2 separate regions of the Homo sapiens genome follow, and region 2 is linked to region 1. The links are chromatin loops, found by intact Hi-C in ENCODE. Cell type or tissue: psoas muscle. All regions are shown on one strand.

Evidence for each region. Hi-C counts contacts between places; a loop is a spot of excess contacts. Peaks named below come from ENCODE experiments on the same cell type or tissue, not always from the same donor. Only the 100,000 strongest peaks of a DNase experiment are listed, where the experiment ranks them.
Region 2: a loop joins it to region 1, with 5 times the contacts of the local background. A loop is called at or near these places in 9 of 110 quality-filtered maps.

What each region holds. Positions count from the first base shown.
Region 1 is chr2:86,063,851-86,071,850 of GRCh38, forward strand. It overlaps POLR1A (RNA polymerase I subunit A), which reads right to left. Exons shown (of 34, transcript NM_015425.6): 13 at 6,168-6,422; 14 at 1,424-1,615. Among named protein-coding and RNA genes, the nearest start is that of POLR1A, 38 kb to the right of the region's middle. RefSeq lists a silencer at 2,503-2,703 and an enhancer at 5,622-6,821. In psoas muscle, no CTCF peak of the experiment used is centred here; a DNase peak (open chromatin) is centred at 4,461; H3K27ac peaks cover 7,432 bases.
Region 2 is chr2:86,011,915-86,019,914 of GRCh38, forward strand. No RefSeq gene overlaps it. Among named protein-coding and RNA genes, the nearest start is that of POLR1A, 90 kb to the right of the region's middle. RefSeq lists an enhancer at 206-706. In psoas muscle, no CTCF peak of the experiment used is centred here; a DNase peak (open chromatin) is centred at 6,157; H3K27ac peaks cover 1,251 bases.

The DNA of each region.
Region 1 (8,000 bases):
CCTTAAGTTCTGCTTCAGTGGCATCCCACAAATTTTGTTGTGTTTTCATTTCATCTACTTCAGAATGCTTTCTAATTTCCCTTTAGATTCTTTTGACCCATGAGCTATTTAAGAAGTACGTTATTTAGAAGTACAAATATTGAGGGCTTTTCCAAATATCTTGGTTGCTGATTTCCAAATTCCATTATGCCCAGAGGCCACATCTTGAATCCTTTTAAAATCCTCTGTACCAAATAAAATTAGGAAATAGGTCCAGGTTTTGCTTCTGTCACGGGTGAGATTTTTTAGTGTGTCTCTAAAGGTTGGTACGGGCTTTTTTTTTGCCAACAGGTGAAAAGGGCAAGAGTGACTACACTATGCAAGAATTTGTTTGTGGGTTAGTCTGGTTTCAAAGAGAAAAACCATGTTTAGAATCAGAACTTAGCTTAGCAAGTTAATTTCTACTGTCCCAGGAAATGATGAGGAACTGAGACACACAGGGCTAAGATCACATAGCCAATTAGAAGTTGATCCTTAAGGCTGAACTTGGATACTCAGGCAACAGCAGAAGAACATATTTTACTGTTTTTCATTATTTGGTCGCCACATATCATGTAATTTGGTTACTTTGAGAGGAAGTATGGTATGATGCTTCTGGGGTTGAAAAGTCCTGGGTTTGATCTGTCTCCTGTAGTCTTGGGCATGTAATTTATCATCTCCTAAATGGAGATAATAATGGTGTCTGCATTGCAGATTAGTCGTGAGTATTAAATCAGATAATGTGTCTAAAGCACTCAGCAAACATATGGAACTTCCCAACAAATATTACTATTACTCCACCAGCACCACTGCCTATTACCACCATATTTGTATTATGAGGACACCAAATTTAAGTTAGAAGCAAAGGACAGAAACTATGCAGTCTACTTTTTTTTTTTTTGTGGAGACGGAGTCTCACTCTGTTGCCCAGGCAGGAGTGCAGTGGCTGATCCTGACTCACTACAACCTCCACCTCCTGGGTTCAAGCGATTCTCTTGCCTCAGGCTGAGGCGATTCTCTTGCCTCAGCCTCCCGGTAGCTGAGATTACAGGCACTAATCCCACGCCCAGCTAATTTTGTACTTTTAGTAGAGATAGGGTTTCACCATGTTAGCCAGGCTGGTCTCAAACTCCAGACCTCAGGTGATCTGCCCGCCTCAGTCTCCTAAAGTGTTGGGATTACAGGTGTGAGCCACTGCACCAGGCTACTATGCAGTCTACTCTTGCTAGACACTCCCTTGAAGCCACCCAGACTCAGGAACCCCAAACAAAGGGGAAAGAAAGTCAGACTATTGCTGGCTTAGCCATTTCTCTGTCTCTGGTCTGGACTCTTCTGAGAATAAAACCTTTTACATGAGTGGCCTATTTCCTTTTGTTACATACACTGGCTGTTCTCTCCCAATTACCTGTTTTCCTGTCCACAGCGGAAAGGGCTTCAGGATGGAAGGAGAAAGGAGCTTCACGCGCCCCACTTTGTCCGTGAGTCCTCGGTACACCAGCTCCATATAGTGCTCCCGGGTGAAAAAGCAACCCCGAGTAGTCATGCTTGCCCCTGAAACCATGTGATCCTGGATCAGTCCCGCCAATGGTTGGCCATCCTATAAGCCAAAACAGACAACACAAGAAGAATGAAAATAAATCTTAAGTCAAACTCTAATCCCTAATCGCCTGCCTGGAAGCCACTTTCTATCAAGAGCCCTTCTTATATCCCTGTCTTGTCTTGCCCACATCCTCACTATGTTCTTGCTTGGGAGCCAACTGCTTCCCAAAGCACATGACCAGGGTTTAGCACTGGCTTCTACGTTTGCCATTTGCCCACTATCCTATATCAAGACTGCTTCAAACTCATCCCGTTCCCCCGGCCTTCTCTGTTTAATCCCATCTGGTTCTAGTTACTCCAGCATATTTTTGGCATTTATGCCTAAATTTGGTCTGGCTGCTGTCAGCTGTGTTCTTGTTTTTATACTTTGGTTTTATGCTTTAGTATTTTTCACACGTTTCTGGCCTGGCTCTTCTGTAAATCAGTCATGCACTCAACAAATATTTATCAGGAGCCTCCTGAATGCCTAGGCACTGGGTAGGCTTTTCCCTACTCCAGGGGACCAAACAGACATGGTCCTTTATGATGAAGAAGAACTAGACAGTAAACAAATGATTGGATAAATACAATATCACAAAGTGTTTTAAATGCCAAAGAGGAAAATAACAGGGTGGGTCATAATATAGACTTGAGGTGAGGGGGATGGTCAGAAATAGCCTCTCCGAAGGGCAGTTTCACAGTTGAGGCCTGAGGGGTGAGCTGGCCAGTGTTGGGAGGAAGGGGTTCCGGCACAGGTTCCTCAAGAGAGCTGTGAGTGGGCCTGATGTGCATGACTGCAGAAGGGAGAATAGCCATTATTAGTTATCTCTTCACAACACAGCACAGGGTTCATGGTGGGCCCTTAATAAAGGCTGTTATCTACCAGATGCCAAAAAGAAAGGCTTTTATGAAAAGCCTGAGATTTGGTGAGTGCATTAATTTCATTTGACACTTTCACAGCCATTCTGATCCCCAGTCTCCTGAACCTTATCTGTCGGGTCTGTGTTCACGGCAACATAACGCACGCTGAAGTAAAAATAGCTATGCTCACTGACGTTCTTTAAGATGTAGATTTTGTAAACTTTTCAATGTTTATAGGAATTTGAGAAAAACCTGTGCCTTGGATATAAAGATTATTAATCATTTGATTATTTGTTAAATACTAGCCAACAGTATGGTCATGTTTTATAACTAAGGCTAAGGGAACTCACAAATGCAGTCTGGGAGAAGCACCAGAAATTTAACCATATGTACTAACTCAAAGGCTAAAAAAGGATCCTTGTCAAATGGTCTAAACACTACAGTGATGGGCTCTATGTAAACTCAAAGATAACGATTACAGATGGGCTGGAAAGGTGGCACAGACCTAAGGCAAGATCAGATGGAGCACACAGCCCCTCTTATGAAGGCTTTCACTTAATAATGTACATAAAAAAATTATACTCTACCTCTTGTTGCCTAGATGGTCTTATTTTGCTTGGGGGAAAAACCCAAACCAGTATTATGCATTTGACTCATCTCACAGTCTTTGGGGGGCAGATACTGATTTTTCCTTTTGTTTTTTTCCTTAAAGAACATAATTACAGGTTCTGTGATCTATTCAGTGCCTTTTCCTCTCTCTGTCCAGATTTTTCCATGACTAGACAATTACTTTGATGGCTAAATCATTTTCAATGCAATCATCACAAATTCTATGGCAGAATGCTGATTAAAGCAATTACTAAAGGTCTACTTATAATTCTAAATTTCCTAACTCCTGCTTAGGATCAGAAAGAACACCTCTGAATCAAAACCCCAGACAATTGTCAGCTTTACTATTCTCCTTAATAGCAAAATGACATTACAATTAATGTCTCTGGTTAGGATGCTTTGTGAATAGGGTATCCCTGTAACTTGAATTTTCTAGCTGACTAAGTAGAAGTCAGGAAACATATCTGAAGCCTTGCTTAAAAACTTTCCACAAAGTATGGGCCCTCAATAAATAAACAGAAGGAAAAAAAATTAGTCCAAAAAGTAACACATAAATGAAAAGTTTAACTGTTTTCATGGAAAAGAAATGAGTTCCATTCAACTCCTATTTTAAGTAAAAAGACGCCACAAAACTCTACTAAGTACATAAAACCAACGACAAAATGTACTTTAATTCAGTATTATGGTTACTTAAGGAAGATAACCTGGTAATAGAGAAGAAATTGAATTATAAATAAAGAAATATGGAAACTAAGGGAAATAAAGATATGCTAAGAAAAATTACCTCAAAATACTGGTTTTCCTAGTTTAACCAAATCAGCTCTTGTCCTTTTAGGACTCTGCCAATAAAGACATGTTGCATTTTTATAACCATTAGCAAATATAAGGATTCCACTTCTTGGCATTTACACCAAGGACTAAATAAAATTTATCAAGAATCAAAAGCTCTTTACCTCCGACAAAAGAAAGTGAATGAAAGTACAGTGAATCTTCAAGCCATCTCCCATAAGCTTTTTTCAATAAATTAATTTATTGACATTAAGTTTATTTACCTGTGTTCTCCTGCCTCCCTTAAGTGTACGCCCAACCTAAAACTCATAGGCATATTAGCATGTGATGAGGTCCACTTGGATTTATATGTCAGCCCACTGCAGGACACAATGTAAGCATGAAGTCTCCTATGGCTTTGCACCGTATTCAATCAAAATCAAGCACAGCACATTCAAGGTCACTGGTCTGAGGACTTCAGAGCACCTCAACTCCCCACATAGCTAATGCCTCAGGTCACTCTGCCAGCAAAAAACCATCTGCTGCTCCCCGGTAGTGTCCCCTCTGGTGAAATATGACTCGGCTGCTATAGAGTCAGAGACCCACACAGTTCTGGCAGCCACTTCCTGTCACCTGCCTTCCCTTAGTCCCAGCCTTGGCTGTCGAGTGGGGCTAAGAACACGCACAGCCAAGCACATGGGCGGGGGGGGGGGGCGGGTGTCGTCCAAAGCTGCTGGGTTCAAGTCTTGGCCTCATTGCTGGCTGACATATTACTCACTTGGTGTTTCCTTGTCTGAAAATCACACCAACCTCATAAGGAAGGGAATGTCTGCAAACTGCTTACAGCAGTGCCTAAGGCCTGTGACCCACTTAATAAATGGCAGCTTTTACTGCCACCACCACAGAGCCACATTATTATTTAAATGAAAACATAAAAAGCCACTTTTCAAATTAGCAAATGTATTTTTTTTAATTTCCAAGTAATCTGGGTAGGCCCTTCACCACTTCTTCCTACATTTAGTCCCTTTGCTAATCCACAGCCAACAAAGGTGGGCAGAGAAGGGAAAGGCCAACTCAAACAACCGGGACCCTTGTGAAGCCACAGTGGTGCATCTGGTGGGAAAAGGGTCCGGGATGCCGGGCTCCTGGCCACCTGCCTGATTCCTTCGTGGCAGACGGCTGATGGGAATAGAGAAGCTCCAAGGAGCAGAGGATGCTGATTGACACTAGGCATCTCTGAGCAGCCCCTGGCACTCCCTGTGCACAGAGGTCTCCATCTCTGTGGTAGCACAAACCCTAGGAAGATCCAGGAACTCCTTGTCCTTCCTGCTGCTTCTCAGCTGAGTGTCCTTGGACAAGTTACACGAATCCTTCAAGTGTAAAATGTGGACATGAATAGCACCTACCTCCAAGGACTGTGGGGAGGGTGAAATGAGGAGCCTCTAAAGTGCTCTCTGCACAGTGTATGGCACTGAAAAAGTACTTGGGAAATGGGAGCCTTGGTTTGACGTTACGATTATTCTTCATACTCCACCACAATCCAAATGAATGATGTATAACTATGAATCATTGTGGCGCAAATGGCTTATAATTTAGGAGGACTCAGACCTTTGGGTGGGTGGTGAGGGTGAAGGAGGCACTGGAACACACTCTGTCTTCTTTCCTGCAGCCTGCCTCTTTCCCCGCTCTGTCCCTCCCATGAGCACATGCTAACTCAGGCCCCTGCCACTCCTGGCCAAGAGTCAGCTGCTAAGGAGACGGGGGAGGAAGTTCTATCCTTCCCTCGTGTCCCTCTGGACAGCTGTGACCACAAGGGGTTGCCCTTGAGGAGTGAACTTGGAGAAAGAAGGAAAGGATTCAAAGGGGACAGAAGATGCCTTCACGGGCTGCTGCGGGATCTCTTCTGGGCCCTTGGGGTTAGGCTGCTTCTTAAAACTCATGTTTGTCAGAACAAAGGATCAAAGTCATCAGTGGACCATGAGAACCATTACAGTGTTGGGATGCTAATGCTAGCCGGGGGCTACTAAGTTGCAGAATCCAAATTTAAGTGCTGAACACAAGACCTATCACACAGTTATTAAGGTTGGCTTTCTGGGATGGCTATCACAATTTCTGTCCTGATTTACATTTTACAACGCAGCAAAACAGAAACATTTCCCAGCCTCTAAGCCACTAGATGGGCTAAAAGCCCCACCTGGGAGAAACCAGGACCCTCCATTCCAGGCGCCCCTGTCCTGGAGCTGCCCAATGACCCCAGGGGCTGGCAGGGCCCAACTTAAAAGTGCTAAGTCATGCTGACGATGACCACGGAACAGCCTCAAGGCCAGACCTACCTTGGGAACAAGGTACTGCTGATCAGTGCAGGCCAGGACGTAGGCCTCGGCCCGGCCCAGCTCACTCTGGGGGAAATGGGCATTCATCTCGTCTCCATCAAAGTCGGCATTATAGGCCTTGCAGTTGGCATAGTGGAGCCGCAGCACTTTCTCTTCAGGCAGGATGCGGGCACGGTGGGCCTGGATGGAGGGTCTGTGCAGTGTGGGCTGTCGGTTCAGTAGCAGAATGTCCCCATTCTTCACATGCCGGCACACCTGGGAACAGAGTGGACAGGTGGGTGATCAGTGCAAACGTCAGTATCACCACGGCTCTTTCCAAGTGCTCACCTCAGCTTGACCAAGGTGTGGCTTTTGTCTCACGTTCTAGTTAACTAAATGCAAGGGGAATTTTTCATCTGGAGCAAAACCCTGGAAATCTCTGAGAAATACGTCCTAGGCCCTTCTGGTCCTGGCCCTTTACAACCCTGATCCTGGCTCTAGGCTCAGAAGTATAAGGAACAAATAAGACCACAGGTCTTTGTCTTCTTCAGAGATGCATAGCCGTCCCAGGTTTCTGGATTACTCTGAAAACTAATCCAAAGAAAGAAATGGATACAACTCCTGAAGATATAACCATAACAAAATGAAGACATAACCATAAAACCACTGGGTTTGAAAGGCATTGGCAGACTTTCGAATCCCCCCCCCGCCGTGATCACATGTGAGTACATTATTCTAAACAGAAATTCTACATTTCACAAAAAGTTTGCCCAGCTTCATATAGCAGAGCCAGAAAAGGGTTCTTAGTTAGTTCAATGCCCTCAGAGAACACTTTATTGCACTTCAAAAATTAAGAGCTGTAAATTGTCATAGTCTTTTGGGAACAGAGTTTGAAAATAGCAATTAAAACACTTAAAACACATTTTCTGTTGGCTCTTCAAGAAAAAAAAAAGCACCCACACAAGGTTAGATGAGTATGTATGTTTGTGTAGCAGCATTTACAGCGGCAAAAACTAGAAATAACCTGACTGCCCCATAGAAGGGGCAATAGTGTATCCACACTATGGAATATTATGCAGTGATGAACAAGGATAAGGTAAATGTATACAAGGCCTAAAGTGATAGCAATAATGTATTACAGCAAAGAAAAAAAAAACCCAGGTGGCATGTGACATGATGAAAAAAAAAAACAATTTAAAAACCAACCCAGCTTCTCTCTCTCTCCGTGTGCATGTGTGTGTGTGTGTGTGTGTGTGTGTGTGTGTCTATGGGAAAGGGGTGGTTGGATCCTCACTAGGCTGTACTATTTTTCTGAGACAGGGTCTCTCTCTGTTGCCAGGCTGGAGTATAGTGGTACAATCATGGCTCACTGCAGCTTCAACCTTCTAGCCTCAAACGATCTTCCCGCCTTGGCCTCCCAAAGTGCTGGAATTACAGGCATGAGTCACCACACTCAGCTACTTTCCTACATCTTAGCATCGTTCTTCCTATAATGAGTATGTGATGCTTCTGTAAATTTTAAAAAAGGTCTTCACTTATTTTTAAAGAAAGAAATATTGAACAAGTGCTATGCTCATTGCTAGAGGGAAAACAGAAAATACAATTTAAAGATAAGAATTTAAAAATCACAAGTAATTGTACCCCTCTAAGATAACCACTGCTCATACTTTTCCCCCCTTATAAATATCTGGCTGGTCATGTCCTTCTGACAGACATCTCTCTCACAAAGCTGACTTTCCTGTACCGCCTATTAAGACACTTACCACCCTTATCTTTAATTATATTAACTACTGGGCCTCCTAAACACTGAACATAAAGTGACACCTTAAAAGACAAATGTATGAAGGTAACTGC
Region 2 (8,000 bases), 52 kb before region 1:
GGGAAATTCGCTGAAGGCCAGTCCCCTGTTGAGTGTGGGGCTCTAGGCCCTCTTGGGTCCTGAGCAGAGCTGGGCCCCACTCCTTTCTCTCCCAGCAGTGACCGTAAGACACTGCCCCCAAGTGAGGAGAGGGACCCCTGTGTGAACCGGCTGCAGGAAGCCCTTGCTCCTTTCTCAAGGCTGCGAGCCAAAGAGAGCAGGCTCCTGGGGCTGTCTCTTCACTATCCAGTCCAGCCCTAACAACCTACTCCTGCTTGGGTCTCCCCGCCCCCTACCCTCTGCCCTGTGCTCCCACCATCCACTTCAGGCGAAAGGGAGAGTGTGCTGTCCTGTACATGCTCACACATTCCTGTGCCTATTACCTGGCCCCTCACCTGGAAGGCCTGTCTTTGATCTTCCACCTAGACAGAGTTGCCCCCCTCTGGCCCTCCCAACATGCAGCTGACCCAGGATGGTCCTGCAGCCCACAATGGCCTCGATGAGCACATCTCACAGGGCTAGGTAGGGGGCACTGGCAGAAAATTAGCACCCAATGGGGAGAGGCTGCAGCAGGACCAGAGCAGGAGCATGGCCAGGGCAGGATGCCCACCTGCAGCCGTCCCCAGGGGGCTTGGCCATGTGGCATGCGCTGCTGGTGGAGGAAGCTTGGCTGAGCATGGGGGCAGGGGAACAGGCCCCCACACACACTCAGATGCACGTTTACAATCACATGAGCTGCATTCTAACAGCTAGTGTATGTCCTTTTTATTCTCAAAAAAATTTTTTTACTGTAGTGAAATACACATAATATAAAAATGACCATCTTAACTATTTTTAGCTGTACAGTTCAGTAGCATTAAGTACATTCACATTGCTGTGCAACTCTCACCACCATCCATCTCCATAACCCTTTTCCTCTTGTAAAACTGAAATTCTATACCCATGAAACACTAACTCCCCATTTCCCCTTCTCCCAGGCCCTGGCAACCAGCATTCTGCTTTCCATCTTTATGGTTTTAACGATGCTAAGTACTTCAGTCTTGAATACTTTTCTCCATTCCCCACAGCACCCCGCTCCCCAGTCGCAGACACCCTTGCCTGCTCTTGATTTGCCTGTGACATTGCAGTGGTTAACATGGGCCCCCTTGCCTCCAGTCAGAAGGCAAATCAATCCCTTCCCTGCTCTAGCAGGATTGGAAGTCACTGAACCTATTTGCTTCTCATTCAAAGTGATGGCAGCCAGAGGGTGGTGTGGCAGTGCTGGGATGGGTGGGGTGCAGGCAGTGGAGATGGCAGGAAGGACAAAAGCCTCAGCTGTTCTAGGGGACAGTGGCAGGAAGAGCCGCCTGTGATCCAGACAGACCCCAGTATAGGCATCTGCGCAGCATCTCTAAGACAGATGCAGCATATCCCACACAGGAGGAGGAAAGAGAAGGGTGAACCCTTCACGAGAGACTTTCAATTGTCTCTGATGGCTCATCCCTACCTCACAGCCTGCTGTGATGCTTAGAGTTCTCTAGGCAGCCATCCCTAATTGAGTATAATGGACTGAATGTCTGTGTCCCCCCTCAAATTCATATGTTGAAGCCCTAACCCTCAGTGTGGATGTATTTGGAGATGGGGCCTCTAAGGAAGTAATTAAGGTTAAATGAAGTCCTAGGGTGGGGTCTTGATCCAATAGGATTAATGTCCTTCTAAGAAGAAACATCAGAGTGTGCCAGCATGTGCTCGTGCTCTCTCTCCTCTCTTCTCTCTCTGCCTCTGTCTGTCTCTCTCTGTCTCCTTGTGGAGGAATGAGGAAGGGCCATGTGAACACACAGCAAGATGGCAGCTTCCTATAAGCCAAAGAAAGAGACCTCAGAATAAAACCTACCTTGCGGGCATTTTGATCTCGGACTTCTGGCTGCAGACTGTGAGAAATAAATTTCTGTTGTTTAAGCCACCCAGTCTGTGGTATTTTGTTACAGCAACCCAAACTGGCTGAGACATCGAATCATCATGAAGCCACGGGGCAAAGGCATGGGAGTATTAACAGGCATAGCTTGTATCAGAAACGGGGAGTAGCATGGTGTGTCCAGAGGCCATGGCATTTAGAGAGGGGTGTAACTAGAGATGGAATCAGAGAGCTAGAGCCTCTATATCATCTATGGCAATGCAGGCCATGCCAGGGCCTTGGGACTTACCCTAAGAGCACTGAGGAATGATCTTCACATTTGCATTTAGAAAGAGCTATCTGACTGCTCTGTGCAGGCTTGATCAGTAGAAGTGGGGAGGAGCAGTGGAAAGGGTGGGGATGAAGGGGCAAGAGATCAAGAGGCAGCTGTTCCATGGATCAACCATAGGGTAGATGTGGGCCATGGGAAGGGATGGGCCTGGTCACCAATTAGCTGCAGATGAAGAGGCAGTTTCTGGCCTGGATGATGATGAGTTGCACAAATAGTTCTCCCCTTGACAGAGACGTGATTGACTCCCAAGCCTGGGCAGGTCCCAGGTTCCAAACAGAACAGAAGTCCCTGAATCTTATTTCTACCACATTCAGTTGGTCAAAGCTAGTCACAGGCCAGCCCAGATTCAGTGCTGGTGGGGCCTACCTGACGGTGTGAATACAAGGAGGCTCAAGTCGCTGGGATCATTTCATAACACCCCACCACCACATCCAAGTTCCAGACAGGAAGAAAGGGAAAAACAAAGCCAAAGGCCAGAAGCACTTGCCACCTAGCTAGGCCTATCCTTTTGAACAAGCTTTCCCCGAAGTCTCATTCAGTGCCTTCCTCTGGTCCAGAGAAAGAAATGGGTCACATGACTATCCCTAGCTGCAAGGGAGTCTGGGAAACAGTATTTTAACCTGAGCACACTGACACCACCAATAAAATCCAAATTCTCAGTAAGGAAGAAGGAGAGGATAGATCTAGAGGAAGCAACTAGCAGGGCCTGCTTCAGAGGCCATGGAAGAGTTGGGGGGAACCACCACCACTAAGTGCTTTTATGGGAGAGAAGCCATGCTCAGCATGCACCAAATTATGAGAAAATGGAGAGGCTGGTTCATTAGGTCTGGGGTGGGGTCCAAGGTGTGCATCTCCAACATGCTCCCAGGGCTGCTGATCCTGGCAGTAGGAAGATCACACTTGGAGTGGCCCTAAACTGGGTTATACTGGGGTCACAAGCAACCCCACATGTCAGAGGTTTAAATAGCTGAGGTTTGTTCCTTACTCATGCAGCCTGTGCACTGTGAGTTGGCTGGGGCTTTGCGCCTGGGAGCCAGGTGGCCAGAGCATCTACCATCTGGAGCAGCACTGGTGACCAGGCCAGAGGGAAAGAAGTCATTCATGGCAAAGAATTAAGCAACTCTTAGAAGTCATTCAAGTCAAATGGCCATGCCCAACATCTGGCAGGGAGGGGAAGCCGGTACTGGTGAACCATACTACAGACTATGACAGCTTCACAGAAGAGATGGGATTTAAGCAGAGGGGTCTTTGAAGGATAAATAGGAGCTTACTCTGTAGAGAAGGGGCCAGAACATTCGAGGCTGAGGGAACATCATAAATAACTATAACACCAATGTTGAGCACCTGTCGTGTACCAGAAGCATTCAAATCGTTTCCTGACTGGTCTTCATGAGAACACTGAGATATTATTAGTCCATTTTATAGAAGAGGAGGCTGGGGGTCTGAGATCAGCTGGCCACTTGCTGAAGGTCACAGGGCCAGAAAGTGGGGCCCAGGAAATCAAACCCAGTGTCCTGGCCCTTCCCTCCCCTGCCACAGTGGAGTCATGGAGCCTCGTGACTGTGTGGAGTGTTTGCAGAATAATCTGTGTGATGCTCTTTCTCTGGAAATGGCCCCAACACCCAAAGGGTTTTTTGGGGGTGGATGGGGAATTATTAAGGGGTTGCAATATTTTTTTATTGTGGTAAAATACACACAATGTAAAAGTTATCATTTTCATCATTTTTAAGTGGCATCATTTTAAGTTCAGTGGCATTCAGTACATTCACATTATTGTGCAACCATCATCGCCATCCATCTCCAGAACTTTTTCATCTTTCATAATTGAAACTGCCTCCATTAAACATTAGTTGCCTATTCCCTCCTCACCCCAACTCCTGGCAACCACAATTCTAATTTCTGTCTTTAAGAATTGGAGTGTTCTAAGTACCTTATATACATGAAATCATATAGTATTTGTCCTTTTGTGTCTGACTTTTTATCTTAGAGTAATGTCCTCAAGGTTTACCCATGTTGTAGCGTGTGTCAGAATTTCATTCCTTTTTGTGGCTGAATAAGGTTCCATTGGATGTATATACAGTATTTTGTTTATTTATGCATCGGTCCATGGATACTTAGGTTGTTTCTACCATTTTGGCTATCGTCAATAATGCTGCTATGAGTGAACAAATATCTGTTTGAGTCCCTGCTTTGGGTCCTTTTGTGTATAGACCCAAAAATGGGATTCCTGGTTCTAGAGGAGTTTTTCTGTTTGTTTTGTTTTTTTAGACAAAGTCTCACTCTGTTGCCCAGGCTGGAGTACAGTGGCACAATCTCTGCTCACTGCTACCTCCACCTCCCAGGTTCAAGTGATTCTCCTGCCTCAGCCTCCCAAGTAGCTGGGATTACAGGCGCGTGTTACCATGTCCAGCTAATTTTTGTATTTTTATTAGAGATGGGGTTTCACCATGTTGGCCAGCCTGGTCTCAAACTCCTGACCTGTGATCCGCCCTCCTCGGCCTCCCAAAGTGCTGGGATTACAGGTGGGAGCCACCGCGCCTGGCAGGAGTTTTAAACATACAAGACAAAGGTGCCTGTGGGCTTCGTTGGGGTCTGGGAAAATGCTGCGCAGGAGCACTGCAGGAGGATGCCAGGCCCTAGGATGTCCTAGTTCATCTCCCTTCAGCTGGCTCTGGGGAGGAGGATCTGTGGGAGCCCCGCATCCCATCCAAGATACACAAAACTTCTCTGCCAGTTGTTTAACTGCTTCACAGGCACAGACCTTGTCCCCAAGGAGTCGGAATGTTCTCACGGGAAAACAGTCGATAACACACCCGAGTCTTCCTTTCCTTCATCTATAAAACAGAGGTGCTGGTGTCGCCCGCCTGCCTCACAGACAGTTGTGAAGTTTGAATGAACTAATGCCTGCAAAGGATGCAGAGAGAAGCTGGAGGCTCATTCTGCACCTGCTGCTGCTGTAGGCCTGCCACGCCCAGCCCGCTTGCGGGTCAAACTGGGGCGCTGACAGGAGCTGCTGTCTGCAGAGGCTGGGGGCCTCTGGGGCTATTTCCACAAACCCAGGAGAGTTCTGGGGCTGAAACAGCTAAAAAGAGGGCAGACCAGAGGTAAGATGGCTTCCTCATGACAGTTCTAGGGCCGAGGTTCTCAAACTGGAGCATGAGTGAAAATCCCCCTGATAGTGTTCAAACTCAGATAACAGCCTCCACCCTGCAGTTTCTGACTCGGGAGTCTGGGGTGCGGCCTGATAATTTGCATTGTAACAACTCCTCCTCCTCCGGCTCCTCTTCCTCTTCCTCCTTCTCTTCTTCTTTTTTTGAGACAGACTCTCGCTCTGTCACCCAGGCTGGGGTGCAGTGTCACGATCTCATGATCTCAGCTCACTGCAACCTCTGCCTCCTGCGTTCAAGCAATTTTCCTGCCTCAGCCTCCCAAGTAGCTGGGATTACAGGCACCCACCACCACGCCCAGCTAATTTTTGTATCTTTAGTAGAGACAGGGTTTCACCACATTGGCCTTCTGGTCTCGAACTCCTGACCTCAAGTGATCTGCCTGCCTCGGCCTCCCAAAGTGCTGGGATTATAGGTGTGAGCCCCCGCACCTGGCCTGCATTCTAACACATTCTTAGGGGCTGCCGTTGCTGCTTACCTGGGGACTTCACTGTGAGAACCACTGCTCTAGAAAATGAAGGAGAAAAAGATGTTCATTTTTGAGGACCGTGGACACATGGATTCCCTCCTCCTTCTCTTTTTTCCCTTTCCTTCCTTCTTTGTCCAATATTTAATTGAGCATTAAAATTGGGACTACAGAGAAAAAAAAAAGACAGAGTCTTGGCCTATAACAGAGAGTCTAGAGCTGGGCTGGCCAGATGGTCGCCGGCTGCCCAGGGACCCAGCCTGCTGTGACCGGACGCGGAGGAATCCCAATGAGTCAGCCTGCAGGTGGAAGGGAAACACCGTGTCCCAGGCCAGGGGCCAGGGCAGCTTGCCAGGTCCTGTGAGAGCCCAGGCAGAGCCCGGGCAGCCCTGTCCCTGGGGTTGGGTGGTCCCCAGGCGGCAGGACGCTGGGTGAGGAGCCGGTTTGTGGAAGAGCACCTGCGACAGGGCTGTGCCCGCCCAGGCCAGGCCTTCAGAGGCCACGATGGAAGGTGGATGAGAAGTACAGTGAGCAGGACAGACATCCTATGGGCAGTGGAATGGCCTTGGCTCAAGTTGTTCCATTTCCCCTTTTCAATACTCTGCCCCCCATGCTGAGCCCCGCAGGCTACCTTCCCATGGATCCACCCTCCAGGCTTCTGTAGCCTTCCATTCCCTCCCTCACCGACCTGGCTTTCATTCCTCAGGGGCCTCCTATTTTCAAAGGAGAGAACTAGCCACTTTGATCAGCACGACCTAGGAGATGTCACCCTACACCAGTCAGAACCCGAGGACGATGCCAGAGGTGCCCCACGCAAAGGCACATCTCCAAGAGGGGCAGCAGACCTGGCCTCCCCTTCACCACTAGATCCATTTCTTCAACTGTGAAATGGGGCCAACAGGACATGTGTCGCCGGGCTGTGGGGATTTGATGAGATGATATCACAAAGAGGTTCTTTGTAACTGGTACAGTCCATAGCCAGGTCCTCTCCGCAGGAAAGCCCCAAGGCTGGAAGATCCCTTTGGGTTAACCCACCACTATTTCCTCAAACTCTTCAATATTGACTTGTGCTTTGATTTGGGCCATCACTTGGGAGTCTCAGTTCCTTAAGGTGACTGCTTGTTATTCATTTGCTCTAATTTCATCTCTTGTGAGCTGCCAGCTCCCCAACTAGATAAACTGCAGACCCCACCCCCTAGTAGTCTCGTCTGTACCTCCTAGAGACATACCTTAGAAGAGGTGTTCTGGGGCCTGGAGAGGCATTTGGTGCCCTCACATCTACCTGCCATACCACATGCAGGGCAGCCTTTAACAAAGTCCAATCCTCAGGGTCTGTCCAAGCAAAGGGGGTGGACACAGAGAGGAGATTAAGGACCCAGACTCTGGAGACACCTGCTTGGCTTCAAATTCCTGTTCCACGACTTGATGACTATGTCTTTGGGTGAGTTACTGTAAGACGAGGAGAGTCACCATACTCCCTCACTGGGTGGTTGTGAGGAGTGGATGGATGAACAGGTATAAAAGACTGGGGCCAGCCTGCACCTGGTGAGCTCCAGGTCAAAGTGAGCCCCTGCATTTGTAAGCGAGCCAAGCAGAAGCCACGAATGACGGCAGGGCTGCTTCATGTTGCTCCTGATTTCTGGTAATTTTCTGCTCTTACCACAGTCCCCTCCAGCACAACTGGACATGCTGCTGTAAGTGTAGTCTTCTTATCCATCACAATAGGTAATTTGCCTTTTTAAAAAATTTTATTTTTGAGACAGAGTCTGGCTCTGTCACCCGGGCTGGAGTGCAATGGCACAATTTTGGCTCACTGCAACCTCCACCTCCCAGGTTCAAGTGATTCTCGTGCCTCAGCTTCCCAAGTAGCTGGGACCACAGGCGTGTGCCACCATGCCTGGCTAATTTTTTGTATTTTTAGTAGAGACAGGGTTTTGCCATATTGGCCAGGCTGGTCTCAAACTCCTGGCCTCAAGTGATTCTCCTGCCTCGGCCTCCCAAAGTGCTGAGATTATAGGCATGAGCCACCATGCCCAGCTGTGCTTTTTCAATCAATCTATGTACCTTAGAAAAGGTTGCAGTGAGCCGAGATTGTGTCACTGCACTCCAGCCTAGGCGACAGAGAGAGATTCCATCTCAAAAAACAAAACAAAACAAAACAAA